Regions from separate parts of the Mus musculus genome. Here region 2 is linked to region 1. The links are chromatin loops, found by intact Hi-C in ENCODE. Cell type or tissue: gastrocnemius. All regions are shown on one strand.

Evidence for each region. Hi-C counts contacts between places; a loop is a spot of excess contacts. Peaks named below come from ENCODE experiments on the same cell type or tissue, not always from the same donor. Only the 100,000 strongest peaks of a DNase experiment are listed, where the experiment ranks them.
Region 2: a loop joins it to region 1, with 4 times the contacts of the local background. A loop is called at or near these places in 28 of 42 quality-filtered maps.

The regions. Positions count from the first base shown.
Region 1 is chr4:14,540,232-14,548,231 of GRCm38, reverse strand. Slc26a7 (solute carrier family 26, member 7) reads left to right here. Exons shown (of 19, transcript NM_145947.2): 8 at 1,783-1,930; 9 at 3,957-4,070. Among named protein-coding and RNA genes, the nearest start is that of Slc26a7, 78 kb to the left of the region's middle. In gastrocnemius, a CTCF peak has its summit at 4,346 (motif pointing left); a DNase peak (open chromatin) is centred at 4,337.
Region 2 is chr4:14,911,714-14,919,713 of GRCm38, reverse strand. Pip4p2 (phosphatidylinositol-4,5-bisphosphate 4-phosphatase 2) reads right to left here. Exons shown (of 7, transcript NM_028264.4): 6 at 7,192-7,282; 7 at 4,454-5,990. The coding sequence ends at 5,847. Among named protein-coding and RNA genes, the nearest start is that of Gm11837, 15 kb to the left of the region's middle. In gastrocnemius, no CTCF peak of the experiment used is centred here; no DNase peak of the experiment used is centred here.

The DNA.
Region 1 (8,000 bases):
AGGCTATAAGCTAACCTGTTATTAAATGAGCATGTGATTGGCTAATGCAGCATCGCTTCAAGTAAAGAATTTCCAAAAGAATTTCCAAAGATATGGCTTGAAAAATAGTGGGCGTTGCTAAACTTTCCAAGGCTTGGATCTGATCTACCGTAACTGCTCAGCCACACTTGTTCTTGTGGCCACCTTTATCACTTAAGTTATGACAAGCATGAAGAAGCACCCGCAGAACTGGAATCCCAAAGGCCTGCAAAGAGTGGTACAGAGACAGGCAGAGATGGCCTGGCATCCCACCTCTCTCCAGTCCCCCTCCAGGCGTCAAGAGAATATGTCACATGTTCCACACCGTGAAAGAACAAAAGTCCTTTCAAAACTAGGCTGGCAAGCTATGGCAGAGAAGGACAAAAATACCTTGTGAGTTCATAACTTTCTAATGGGCCGAATAAAACAGATACAGACAAAGTCTAATTTTGAGGCAATGTAAGAATTGTTGGGTCCTTTGAGTTTTATTTTTCGTCTTCTTAAAGTAAAGGAATAGTAGGAAAATTCTCAGAAACAAAACAAAAAACGGTTAATTAAAAATAGAATCCTCTGCATTAGCTGGCCTGTGCAGACGCAGGCAAAGGTGGGTCTCCTAAATCAACTCTTAGTTTCCTAAGGGTTTCTCTGCTTTTTATTGGAAAACCAGTTGTTTTTTCTTCAGTCCAGGTCTTGTTATTAATTAACCACATTTAGTTTTAATGAACTAGAAGTTTAATTTCTTCACTTCAAGTTTTGTATATTATCTTAGGATGTATAGTCACAGTGTTTGGGGAGCAAAGCATACATAGCACTCAGACACAACATCTCCTTCTACTCCTGCTCATATTCCCTTCTGAGAAATCCCCTTACGGAACTGCAGGAAGGCATGGCTTAGAAAGGTTCTCCTCCTTGCAACCTTCCTCCAAGAATTTTCTCATCCCAACTGCGGTTGTGGTATACTTGATTCGGAGTTGCTGAGAAAATGAAATGAAACAGTTAATGAGAAAGAGTCCAGGCTCCACTCACACACTAGGTAATAAGACAATTAACCAGTAAGAAATAACTCCCCCCTTCCTTTATTTTTTACCACAGGAATTCCTTCAGGGGTGGGGTTAAGTCTCCCAGCATGACAACGAATACGTAAATGGTCATTTGGCTTACATACTTTTCAAGGGACAATAAGACATAATGGCTGGGTATTATCTGAGAAATGCTTTAAAGACGACTTTGAAATGAAGCTAAGTGTGGTCTCTTTTGCAACAGAGAGGAGATGAGATCTTCCTGCATGTTTTCTTTAGCGTATGGAAGGCATGATTAACTGTCTCGTGAAAGGATTGAGTTAAAAATGTAATTACCATAATGAAGTCAATGGCGTATTTGGAGATTAGTCGACAGTAAGCTAGTGTTTGCCTGAAACTCTGCAGCATTTGAGGGAGGAAACGTGGCTCCAGTGCTGGCCAAATAAATATTTGGAAAGGTTCAAATGAAAGAAGGGTCAGATATGCTTTTGTTTCCTACAAGAAACCTTTGTCAAGTCAGAATTCTGCGGTAAGACCTGGATTCCCTGGGTGTGAGTGTCAGTTAGATGCATGGGACTCTCCTTGTGTTATTTCTTACAATTTTGCTTTTCTGCTAAATAATATTGAAGATATAGGGCTTTACAGGGCGAGACTGCTTAGTTTTCTCTTCAGAAACACTAGTGCAGGAGATTTCATGGCAAGTTATTATAGATTCATAACTTCAATCCAGTCTTTCTCTCCATAGGATTCCTCCTCCCCGTGCTCCCCCAATGAACATCCTCTCTGCAGTGCTCACTGAAGCTTTCGGAGTTGCACTTGTAGGCTATGTGGCCTCGCTGGCTCTCGCACAAGGATCTGCCAAGAAGTTCAAATATTCAGTTGATGACAACCAGGTGGAGTGTGCCCCCAGGCCCTCTCTAGCCAGGGATTTTCACTGTTCTGTGGCCTCTCAGATACTGAAAATGTCAAACGCCTGAAAAGACAACTTTTCTAAATGTGTAGCAAGCATGGGCAGAACAAAATAGGGAAGTCTCTGAGTCACTCACAGGAAGCTTAGAACCTAGCTTTCACAGAGTATAGCATATTAATTTCATCATTCCCTCTTTTTATCTATATGTCTGTCAGAGGAAAGCCTTTGTTCTTTGTTTCCACTGTGTGAGTCCCTTGTATTGAGCTCACATCAGCAGGCTTGGTAGCAAGTGCCTTTACCCACCGAGTCATCGCACTGATCCTTCTAATATATTTTTAAAGAAACACACACACCTTCATGCTCTTTCATTTGGTTTTAGGAGAGAATCCAAGGGTGGTTATCATTTCATGATAGATAACTTTGAAAACTTAGGGATTTCAAAGTGGAACACTAGTAATTACTCTTCTTAAGGCCCTTCGGGATGTGAAGTTTTGTTCCTACAGACCTAAGAGTGCACATACAACCTGTTTACTGAATCCATTCTCCCAGTGTCTTTTTCATGCCCCAAGGCCTTGTAGAGCTCTCTGGTCCTGAACAGAAGCTGCAGTAGACTGCAGACCAGTGCAGAGTTACCCGCACATAGAGTTCACACTGAGGTTTGGGGACCTCCGTTCTCTCTGTGTATGTCTATTAAGCTCCACTATAGGTGCCAGGGATAAAACAGTAAACAACACAGATGAATGTGAAACTCAGAAACTCCTCGGGTCTCCCTTCTTCGATGTCAAATCACAGACCTCATTATCATGGCTTTCAAGGAGGGCACATGTGGATGGGCAGTGTGCTGTACCCATGTACATGGGAAGAGTCATGGATAACTGTACAGGCTGGGGCCTAGACTTGAAGTGATGTGATTAGGATGGTAGAAACCTATAGGGTAGTTAGTGTCTTAGTCAGGGTCCCTTTTCTGCACAAAACATCATGACCAAGAAGCAAATTGTGGAGGAAAGGGTTTATTCAGCTTACACTTCCACATTGCTGTTCATCACCAAAGGAATTCAGGACTGGAACTCAAGCAGGTCAGGAAGCAGGAGCTGATACAGGGGCCATGGAGGGATGTTACTTACTGGCTTACTTCCCCTGGCTTGCTCAGCTTGCTCTCCTATAGAACCCAAGATTACCAGTCCAGGGATGGTACCACCCACAGTGGGCCCTCCCACCCTTGATCACTAATTGAGAAAATGCCTTACAGCTGGATTTCATGGAGGCATTTCCTCAAGGGAGGATCCTTTCTCTGTGATAACTCCAGCTTGTGTCAAGTTGACACACAAAACCAGCCAGTACAAGTAGTTACTGATTTCCCATTAGCCATCAAATGTTGATGACAAATAGTAGGTTGGATGTAGCAATCCAGAGTTAAGAAGAGTAGTCTAAGCTGAAGATGTAGATTTGGGAGTTGCCAGGGTGTGTTTGGACAGTTAAGATGTGGACAGACAATAGAAAGGGTCCTACAATTGCAATCGGTTAGATAACAAAAGAAACTGAGAAGTGACAGGTGGAGAGATAGAGGCAAGCTTGGAAAGTGTGGGGTACAGGAAGCCGATCAAAGGGACCTTTTAAGGAGGATAGAATGAGCAGTTGTGGAAAATGCTTCTTCATACCAGGTTGGAGTTGGTAAGGCAGAGGTCATTGAGGAAAGGGTGAGAGTAAAATCCCAACTGGGAATACTTAGAAAACAGGGATAGGCCATGGGGCAGTGGAAATCATGAATAATTTAAAATCTCCTCATGAGTTCATTATGAGAGCTGAGTGATGCTCTTAGAATAGACTTTGGAGGATTGCAAGCAGGCTATGAATGTTAGCTATTTTTATTATAAACTATTACATCTTAGCTGGTGCGGTGAATAGTAGCTGAGCATAAACAAGCTTCATTCTTTGACGAATTGTACCTGGGACCATAGAAGGGGATTATGATAAAGAAATGTTCCATTCTCCCATAACTAATCTCGCAGGAATTTTTGGCCCATGGCCTCAGCAACGTGATCCCTTCATTTCTCTTCTGCATCCCAAGCGCTGCCGCCATGGGAAGGACGGCTGGTTTGTACAGCACCGGCGCAAAGACGCAGGTAACAACTATTCTGTGGGGAAAGGGGGGCTGTGGGGCCGTCACCCCTTTCTCAGAGTGGAAGGCTGCTCTGTTGAGTCTTGAAAACGTTGCTGATTCACGTTTTCTAAGCAGTTTCTAGAAGTTCTTCCTCCTTCCCTCTCCTACTCCCTCCATCCTGTTATGACTCCCCTCTTTTTCGAATTTTTCCCATCAATGACTTTTCCACAGGCTATGATGCAAAGAGCAAACTGCGGCATTCCTTGCCCACAGTAGCTCTATTAGAAATCTTGAAGCCAGAGCTCCCTCTAGCGGTCTCTTAGTTAAGCTAAACAGCACGACTTTCCTGACTTTCTCTCTCTCTCTCTCTCTCTCTCTCTCTCTCTCTCTCTCTCTCTCTCTCTCTCTCTCTCTCTCTCTCTCTCTCTCTCCCTCCCTCCCTCCCTCCCTCCCTCCCTCTCTCTCTCTCTCTCCCTCCCTCTCTCTCTCTCTCCCTTATCATAAAATAAAACCAAGCCTAGGCAGAATATATCTTGACAAGAACATTTCTATGTATCGCAGTGAGCACATGTGCCAAATATCTATTCTATATATGCCAATATTTGAGGTTAAAGGAACAATAGTTTTATATATATTTTAGAAACTCAAATGGATTCATATTTCTTGCAAGCCTGATATATACTGGGCATCCTTCTGTGTAAGGGTAGGATGATAGTAAGGATGATATAGATGGAAGTGGAAACAATATCACCATATTGCGTGTCAGGCATTGTGTGTCTTCTTACATAAATGGACTCAAACTTCAGGCAACTCACTGAAAGATGTAAAATAGATGTTCTCAGTTTCTATGTGACAAAGTTGATGAAAGAAATTGGCCCAGGTATTGTGTTATGAAACTTTTCCTGGGGAGACCCAAAACATATATCTACTCAGTCAAGATAGGGATCCCACAACAGATTTTATGGATGTATAATACAGATGATACCAAAGTCCAGCTTAGGGAACCCATGAGTTTTATTGAAGTTACTTACAGGAATATGGGTGAAGGGTTGCTTACAGGAGCAGAAATAACTCAAAGAAAGATGCACCATCAAAGCGCACCCCAGGATGGGTGACAGTTGACGAAATCTGGGAACCTGGAGCATAGTGCGCAGTCTCCAGGCAGCTCAGCAGGCTAGAGAGTGTCAGCTGCCCCCGTTGGTCTAAGCTTCTGCAGGTAGCCAGCTGGTTTCTTCCGGGCAGCTGCTCTGGCTTGAGGATATTCTTTGCAGCTTGGCTTATCTGTAATGATTCCGTAGTCTTCATTGTGTACTCTTGGGAGGTCCTAGCGCATCTGGTCAGATTAGGGAGTTCCTGAAGCTACTTTGAGCTGTTTACTTGCTGACATAAGGAGCTTCTTTGCAGAGTGGAATGCCCAGAACTGCAGTACAATCCCATGTCCCAGACCTTGGGAATAGCAAAGCTGAGGTTTAAACTCTGAGTGATTTGTACTCATAACCAGTGACCCATCAAAGAAATTGATGTATATCATAAGAAATTAACAATCACAGCTAACCATTATGAAATAATAAGAATTGGATAAAAATCAATAAACAATTTTACATGCAAATGTGAACATTTATTAGAGGTTTATCTTATATTACTAATATAGTTTTTAAGTTGTAGAGCAACTCATGAGAAAAGTGTAAGTTTTGTGACCTTATGGGAAAGGTTCAAGATAAATACAGATAAACACTAAGTATTGAATAAAACTGATGCTATGCGCCAGTGATTCTCAACCTTCCTGATGCTGTGACCCTTTAATACATTTCCTCATGTTGTGGTGACCCCCACTATAAAATAATTTTGTTGTTACTTCAAAACAGTAATTTTGCTACTGTTATGAATCATAATGTAAATATCTGAGTTTTTCAGTGGTCTGAGGCAACTCCTGTGAGAAGGTCTTTCCACTCTCCCCATGGCGTTGCGACCCACAGGTTGAGAACCATTGCCATGCACCACAGCGCAGAGAAAAAAATTGCAAAATCAAATTGGAATATATTACAATTTAACAAATAATTAACTTGTTTAAGAAACTAAATTCTTATGTAAGCTCAGATTCATGACATCACATGCTTTGATGGGTTTCTATGAAGTTTAGTGATTTCAAATCCAGGTTCATAGTGTCTCTTGGTTGGCACAAACCTTTTTGTAATTTACTCTTAAATGATTGCAACCATTTTCTCTTGCGACTCCTTCCTGTAGCATTCTAGGTTGCTATAGATTTTCTACCGGCCTCTCTTTAGAAAGTGAGCATGTTAGGTTGTTTCCATTTTTAGGCTGAATGAATGAAATGTGCCAAGGGAAGGTTCTGGAAGCTGGACTTGCACTCTGGTTCCTCCATGGGTGACTGCACCAGAAACTCCTCAGGTTTAAGTGGACTCAGCTGACAAAGCAGAGTTACAATTGCATAAAGATGAACTGTCACATGCTCAGCTGGTGAAACACATAAGCAGTCAGAATCCACTTTTGAAATGCCAGTGATTATAATTGAGTTTACTAGGTTTCTGCTGTTAATGTTTTAAAGCAAAGATGTTTGTGTGTGACTGGGACAGCTTTCTCTTGGGATGGTTTGCCCATCCTAGTTGGCCCTCAGACTTGCTGCTGGTGCTTGAGAAAGCTGATATGATATTGTCACTTGTCTTAGAGACAGAAAGGCTGAAATGCAGCCCTGATGTGTAGCCACTGTGATGTGTATCCACCTTGATGTGTGCCATCTCTGCCCTTAGGCGCATTGCAAGCATTTTTAATCACTGCATAAGTGATAAGAAAATTCTCTGATCAGTCTTTGTAACTTTCAACAGTAAAAGTTTCAGAGAAAGAACACTTCGGAAAATTTGTCCTAAGTATGAAATCTTAGTGGGCCAATAACATCGTTTACTAGAGTGGGGATACAGGATGCTCTGTCTTTGTTCTGGGGTCACATGTTTGAATGATTGGAACAAGAGAACACCTCTAAAGACTTTTTGCTTTATAAAGATTTCTCCCACTTGCATGGTATTCTCTTCATCAAACTTTACAAGAAATGAATTTAGAATCTAGCAAAAACACTAAAGGCTGCCGGCAGAATATTCTCAGTGTACCCTCCTTGCTGAGGTGATAGCTCTATTTCTTAACCACTGTTGTCCAACTGCACAGGAAGAGAATCTGAACTCATGTGCATGCTCAAACCGAGGATGCTTTGCTATCCATTTCAGACCTTTTATGCTGCTACCACTAAGTATACATAGGTATAGTAGCTAGCTGACTTGAAGAGAGCGCTAAGCATATTTTCAAAGTTTGGCTTTATCTAGGGTACTTGTAAAAAAACCCCTTTCACACTTCATGATTTCAAAGCGCAGGCTCTTCAACGTCTCTGCCTCCCTTAGGCACTGGAATGCATACCCACTAAATTAACTTGGAACACATAAAAGCCCTTCAACTTTTTAGCTAATTACAACTCATCAAAGCCCAAATGATAAGCACATTACCTTTATTAATTACTTTACCGCCTGCAACAGCTTCAGTATTCTCACTGGAATACTGCACTGCGATATTTTTGTGTAGTAGTTATCTATTTAAGGCTAGAGGGGTAGCTAAGTGATAATAACACCCTCATCTGCCATGCCAGGATTCAATCCAGCTCCACAGACAACAGCATCTTCTTTCTTCCTTCAGTCCCAAAAAAGACTTTGCGTAGGTCAGAAATTTATTTACCCTAAACAGTCTTTCCCTTGTTCCTGTGTCCCTTCCTTCTTAAGATTTCCTGATAGTTTTATTTATTAAGCATGTGTCATTCAGTGTGCAATGTGCACACCCATGCAGTGTCTGCCGAGGCCGGAAACATGGTGTTGAATCTCTTGACACTAGAGTTACAGGCAGTAGTAAGCCACTTGCTGTGGGTGATGGGAACTGAACTCAGGTCAGAGAGTAG
Region 2 (8,000 bases), 370 kb before region 1:
AAATTCCTTTTATGAAGCCACACAAAGGCTCGTCCAAGAAAGAGAATTTCAGACCGATATCCTTATGAACATTGATGCAAAAATACTTGCAAACTGAATCCAATAACCCATCAAAAACATCATCCACCATGATCAAGTTGGCTTTATCCTAGAAGTGGAGGGATGGTTCAACATACAGAAATCGATCAATGTAATCTACCATATAAACAAACTGAAAGAACAAAACCACATGATCATCTCATTAGATGCTGAAAAGCCTTTAACAAAAATCCAACACCCTTTTATGATATAAGTCTGGGAGAGATCAGGAATACAAGGCATATATCTAAACACAATTAAGGCAATACACATTAAGCTGATACCCAGCTTCAAAATAAATGGACAGAAACTTAAAGCAATTCCACTAAAATCAAGGACTAGACAAAACTGGCACTCTATCTGTACCTATTCAATATAGTACTTGAAGTTTTAGCTAGGACGCAAAAGTGAGCCCCAAAATTCTACCAGAGAACTCCTCTATCTGATTAAAAAAAAAAAAAAAAAAAAAAACAAACCTTCAGCAAAGGGGCTGGATATAAAATTAATCAAAAAAAAAAAAAAAAAAAAAAAAGGCAGTAGCCCTCCAATATACAACTGGTAAATGGGCTAAGGAAGAAATTAGTGAAACAACACCCTTCACAATAGCCAGAAATAATATAAGATATCTTGGTGTAACTCTAACCAAGCAAGTGAAAGACCTATATGACAGGAACTTCAAATCTTTGAAGAAAGAAACTAAAGAAGATAAAGAAGATGGAAAGATCTCCCATACTCATGGATCCATAAGATTAACATAGTAAAACTGGCCATCCTACCAAAAGCAATCTACAGATTCAACACAAGTCCCATCAAAATTCCAACAGAATTCTTTACAAACATTGAAAGAACAGTACTCGACTTCATGTGAAATAAACAAAACAAAACAAAAGGCCAGAACAGCTAAAACAATCCTGTACAATAAAAGAACTTCTGGTAGTGTCACCATTCCCGATTTCAAGCTGTACTACAGAACAAATGCAGACAAGTTCAGTGGAATAGAAATGAAGAACCAGGAGCAAATCCACACACCTACAGACACTTTGACAAAGAACCAAAATTATACAATAGGAAAAAAGAAAGCAAATGGTGCTGGTCTAACTGGATGGTTGCGTGTAGAAGAATGCAAATAGATCCATGCCTGTCACCCTACACAAAACTCAAGTCCAAGTGGATCAAAGACCTCAACTTGAAACCAGATACACTAAATCTAAAGGAACAGAACATAGAGAATAGTCTTGAAAGCGTTGGCACAGCAAACAACTTCCTGAACAGAACACCAACAACCCTGGCACGAAGATCAACGATAAATGGGAATTCGTGAAACTGCAAAACTTCTGTAAGGCAAAAGACAGCATCAAAGGAAAAAACGGCAGCCTACAGAATGGGAAAGATTTTCAACAACTCCGCACATGACAGAGGGCTGATATCCAAAATATATAATGAACTCAAAAAATTAGACACCAACAAAATAAATAACCCAATTAAAAATGGGGTACAGATGTAAACAGAGAATTCTCAGCAGAGGAATCTCTTATAGCCAAAAAGCACATAAAGAAATGTTCACCATCCAAAGTCACAAGGAAAATGCAAATCAAAACAACTCTGAGATCCCAACTTACACCTATCAAAATGGCTACGCTCAAAACCTCAAGTAACAGCTCATGCTGTCGAGGATGTTGAAACAAGGGGAACATTCCTCCATTGCTTGTGGGAGTTCAAACATATACAACCACTTTGGAAATCAATTTGGCAGTTTCTCAGAAAATTGGGCATAGTTCCACCTTAAGACCCAACTATGCCACTCCTGGACATATACCCCCCAAATGCTCCACTATCCTACAAGAACACTTGCTCAACTATGTTCATAGCAGCTTTACTCATAATAGCCATAAACTATATACAACCTAGGCAGCTTCAGAATGGATAAAGAAACTGTGGTAAATTCACACGACGGAGTACTACTCAGTTATTAAAAACAACGAAATCATGAAATTTTCAGACAAATGGATGGAACTAGAAAAGATCATCCTGCATGAGGTAACACAGACCCAGAAAGACAAGCATGGTATGTACTCACTTATAAGTAGTTATTAGCCATAAAGTATAGGCTAACCATGCTATAATCCATAGACCCAAAGAGGCTAAGTAACAATGAGGGGCTAAGGCAGGATGCTTGAATCTGAGAAGGGGAAACACATTTGACATCAGAAGTGGAGGGAGGGGACTGGGTCAAGGAATGGTTGGGGGTGGGAATAGGAGGGGTGAGGTGGAGAGGGGATGGAAGGGGAGACTGTAGGGAAAGAAACATCCTAGCTAGAAACCCAGGACAATGGAAATTCCCTGGAATCTATGAGAGTGATCCTAGCTAAGACTCCTGGCAATAGGGGATAAGGGATCTGAACTGGCTATCACCTATAACCAGGCAAGACTCCTAGCATAACTGTCATCTGAGAGGCTTCACCCAGCAACTGATGCAGAGATGTGGATTGCTGTCTCTATGCAGGTGAGGGCAGGCACAAGTTAAGGCTAAAGCCTGTGACTGGACAGTGGGAAAAGAAGGTGGGTTGAGAGTTTGAGAGACAAGTACAGAGACAGAGAGACAGAGAGGCAGACGGAGATGAGGAGACAAGATGGAATCTATAAGAGAGGAAGAGGAACCAGAACCAAGCAGTCCTCGGAGCCATAAGTACTGGGGACTTCTTAGGTGATTAAATAGTAAGTACGGTGTGTTTGTCCCATCTAAGTGTGCAGCTTGTGTTTATAGCAGTTGAGTTTTAAGTTCTTTATGTGGGTGTTTTGTGGTTGAAAATTCACTGATATAAGTCTGACTGATGAATAACAAGCCTCTAGAGTTTCAATTTTGCCAGGTTACAGGGATCAATGACAGCTAACAACCGGATGGATGGCTGGGAATGTGAGCAGGATCTGCCGCAGGAGTAGGAGTAGGGTAGCTGCCACATGGGGACCATGGAAACCCTGGTGGCAGGAACTGTGATAATGAAACATGGAGCCACAATGTAGGTAGCTGGACACCCCCCTCCCATTTAGGTGGCAGATTGGATCCGCCACTGCAGGGTTTAACAGAACAGCTTACAAAATTAGGATGGTAGCTTCTGTGCCCGGCAATTGTGTTACCTGTTGATTCTAAACTAAGATTGTGTGGTGTTTTCCTTCATTCGGTGACTCAACTGGGTTCCAGAGAAAGGTACGGCAGCAGGGCACCCCAGCCAGCCTTGGGAATTTGGAAGCATGGGGCGGTCATGGCCACAGCCCGCCATGGAAACTTCGCTAGCCCGGTGGAGAGATTTCGGAGCTGAGTTGGCTTGTGTTGGGCTGAGGACAGGCCGGCCTGTCTGCATGTTCCAAGCCAGCGGTAGCATGGATTGCTTTTTTAATATTTCATGCAACACAGAGACCCACAGCCAAACATTAGGTGGAGCCTAGGGAATCCTCTGGAAGAGTGGGAGGAAGAACTGAAGGAGCCAGAGGGGTCAAGGACACCAAAAAAAAAACCTGCAAAATCAACTAACCTGATCCCATAGGGGCTCATAAAGACTAAATTGCTACCCAGAGGGCTACCCAGACATGGGATGGACCTGGGCCTTTCGTACATGTAACAGTTGTACAGCTGAGTCTTCATGTGGGATTCCTAAAGTAAGCTTTAAGCTTTAAGCTACACAGCCTGCCTTTCTCTTATCTGGATGCCTTGTCGCCTTGTCTAGCCTCAACAGAAGATGTACCTAGTCTTACTGCAACTGGATATGCCAAGTCTGGTGGACGCCCATGGGAGGCTTCCCATTTTCTGAGGAGAAGGGGAAGAAGTATGGATGAGGGGAAGGGAGGAAAGGAGAGTGGAGGGGCTAGGCAGAGATGAGGGAGAGGAAGCTGTGACAGGAATGTAAAGTAAACAGACAAATTCATAATAATAATAAAATACAAATAAATACTGACCCAAGTATATATAAGCACTAAAAATAATCCAATCCCCCATGCATATTCATTCTTTCCTTACCAGGAAGGTATCCAAGTGGGGATGAGCATATGAACAAACTGTCACATATATCCATCCCATAGATACATTCCGGAAGGATATTGTCAAATAGCATAGAATACAATGTGAGAGCTGTTACAAAGTACTGTCATTAAGACAAGACACTGATTATTTTATTCTGAATATACAGTGTGCTAACAATACCATAGCATACCAAATAAAAATATTTAAAACATAGTAATGAAAACAGAATAAAAAAGATAAAGGAACATTATCCAAAAATGGTCTGTCTTCCTTAATATGAATATTTCACAGCAAGATCTCAAAGTAAATTTTGGAAATAAAATCTAATTTTTTAGGAAGAAATAGAACAAAGTGATTTTTGAATAATAATCTTTATTAGCATATTTTCAAAGGTACATAGAATCCTGAGCTACTTCATTTATACATTTATCATTTTCTCTTTGAGGTGTAGCTGACTCCGACTTTGCATTAAGTACATTTTCATATTAATCAGGAACATAAATAATTTAGAACATTAGTCTTGTCCCTTGGAATCACCTACTAATGTATTCAGGGCATCTCATTGTCTAATTCTACAATGTGAAAGAGTTTAGACCACTGACTCTCAAGGAATTCCTTCTAAACTGCAAAACTGGGCAGTGCAAGAGCTGAGTCCATGAATTCCACGCGAAGTTTTAGGTGACGATGAAACTCTCTCTCTCTGATCCGTTCTCTTGAAGAAGTCGAGTCATTATCTGACCAGGTGAGAAATGGTAAGAGAATCTCTAATTCTAACTTTCAGCTAAAGCAAAAAAGTCCTAAGTTCTCTTCCCAGAGAAGCGGGTGTACACAGATGTCAAGAAGATAAGTTTACCATGATTGAATGAAAAGGACTGCAACCCAGTGTCAACATGTCTTTGACGAGATGATGAAGTATTATAAAACATGTTGTCTGAAATACTTCCTCCAGTTTATAAAGGAATACATTCAGCAGAGTAACATTAAATTCCATAAATCCAGACCAGATTTTTGTAAATGCTAAATAAAAAGACAAGACTGAAAGGCAAAAAGTCCTGTAATCTTAGAGAAAAGACATTTATCTAACATCTCCAACTGTGGACTATATATATGTTCATCCTAGGTATTTTAATTTACTACCAAAATATTGTATCTTTCTACAAACAATAACAAAAAAAAAAAAAAACAAAAAAAACAAGCATATACTATCTAGAAATGATTCTCTGACAAGAATGTCAAGTTTTTCAAAGTACACTCAATTTGTTTTTCCTGAATAAGGTATCTATACTCTTAGGTTAAAATTACAGTAAGCAGTTCAAGCAAAAATGCATATTGCTTAGATTTTTAAAGCAAGCAATTCTGTTTAAAATGTAAGTATAAATGTGACCCTATTGTAGAAACATTTATAAACACTTCTTGGGGATAGTCCCACAGCAACAAGTAATGGAACAACTGGTTTAAACATAATGAAAGACTGATATTAGATATAACGTGGGAGGACAAATGCAAAAATACCTTTATGATTTAAAAGAACAGAGACACAGCTTTATTTTTCCAAGTCTGAAAACCTAGCAGCAAAATGAACTTGCATATAATGTACTTCAGTGAGCGTCTGTTCAGAAAAGACTCACAAATTCTTGAGACTACTATACAAACCAGGATGGAATCCAGGAGGATAAATGATTTGAAGGCGTCCAGCAGAGCTTCTCAAGGACTACTGGACACTCTCGCCTGCATCAAGGATTCATGAGGAGACTTAAGCAAAGCCGTGCTCTGGATAACTGACTCTGATTGCGCCCCAGTAACAAGCTCGGATAAGGCAAATCAAACCTAGCAGATAAGCAATTGCCCAAGACACATAGGTTGCATGAAATCGCCTTGAAAAATCTTGTGTGCCAACCTGAAACGAAAAATAACATCAAAGCAAGAGATTAGAAACTTTAAGGAAATGTCCTTTTGGAAAACTTGTGTTGGCCTCCCTGTTTGTGATAATATGAAGTGTATTTCCAAACTGAAGCCACTAAGTACCTGTAAGACTACATGTAGCTCTTGACTCTAATCGACAGACAACAATGATACTTGTATAACTACAAATTTTATGAAGTAAATAGAGAAGCGCACTGCCAGACATAGTGATGCATGCCTGGAAACCCCTGAACTCATGTGAAGTTATCTTTGTAAGGTGTTTAACCCATGTAAATATTCACTCCCATGTGGCACTGCTAATGATATGGGACCAGGTATATTAACCAAGGAACACAGAACACAGAAAGCAAAGATCAACTCCCTGTCTTTGTCTGGAGTGATTTCCATGCCAACTGCTCAACTTCAGTCTCCTCTGAAACTAACTCATTCTCATAGCAAATGTTGTTTTGAGTAGAAGATATTTCATGACCATAAAACGTTGGTTCTGCCAACTCAACAAAAGTAAATGGGCTTTTGACAAATAGTGAATTTCTCAGTGCTAAAGACTTTCAAATAGGCACAACCAACCTCTCTCTAGATAGGCAGACTTCATTAGGAACAGGACACGCACAATGAAACAAGCTCATAAGGTTAATATAATGTCATAAAATCTTTTATAAGGCTGAAGAGATGGTGTGGGTAGGAGCACTGACTGCTCACCCAGAGGACCTAGATTAGATTCTCATCAGGCCTCACAACCCAGCCTCGGAGAATCTGACACCTTCTGCTGGCCTTCATGGGCACCGGGTATGCACGCACACAAAAAAATGCCTATACATATAAAATCAGATAAAAATGGATAGTTTTTTTTAAAATAATTAACTAATGGGAAATAAAGACATATCCAAGGATTGGGTATCTGATTGACCACAGTCCCTCAGAAGCTCAGGAGCCTGTCGTGCTGAGTGACCACTAACTTGGGGATCTCTGAAGGGTGTACCAAGTCTCACCACAGACTAAAGTTGATAAACTTGCAGAAAGAATTGTAAGAGTAGTGTTCAGTCTCTTGGCATAGAAGAGTACACCTATAATCCTAGCACTTGGGAGGTAGAGGAAAGAGGATCATGAACTCAAAGACCAGCCTCTGCTCCATGGGCCCCTGTATCAGAATGAGGAAACAAACAAGTGGTACTCACAGTTAATCCAACTGCAATGAAAATACATATCATTCCGATGGTGACATACGCACAGCAGCGTCTCCGGGGAAGGGCGCTACCTACCGAGGAGCTGCAAAGAGCAAAGCAGGGGGACACTTTAAACATCTCCGAAAAAATTCCCCATCGTGTCTTCATGACTTCTCATGTACTTAGGAGCTTAATGTGTTTCTTCAAAATGACAGACAGGATTATAAACTGACATGTTTCAACAAATGGCAAAAGCAAGTGGTGCCTTGCTCACTGACAATATTCATAAAAATAAAAAGGGTAAATAAAAAAGCCACTGTGGTCCCTGATCATCCATCAGATAAATGTCCATATCCCAGAAGTCTTTTCTGGAATGGAGGATAAAATGTTAGCTAACAAGTAGTACTTGGCTTGCTTATAGTTTATGTTTAGTGCAGAAAATTTTGAAAATAAGAGAAATGAGCGAAAAGGCAAAGTATGTATAATTCTACTACCTGAAAACAGTTTTCAGGTACTCACGTGTACTATTCTCATGTATTATTCTGACCCATAGGTGGCATGGATGTTTTCCTGTTATCAAGCATTCACACAATGGAGTTCTGATACATAATCAATAGAACCAACCATTTCCCAACGATTTACATGGAAGTGTTTTCATCATTATAAAAACTGTCAACTAAGCAACATTTAAAAGGCATTGTGTTTATTTTTTTCATCATTTCTTAGATTTTTTACAAGTAGAATTATGACATTGCAGGAGATAAATTTTTAGGTTTCTTAATGCATAGTGTTTAAAAGCATCTGGGAAATCCATTGAAGCA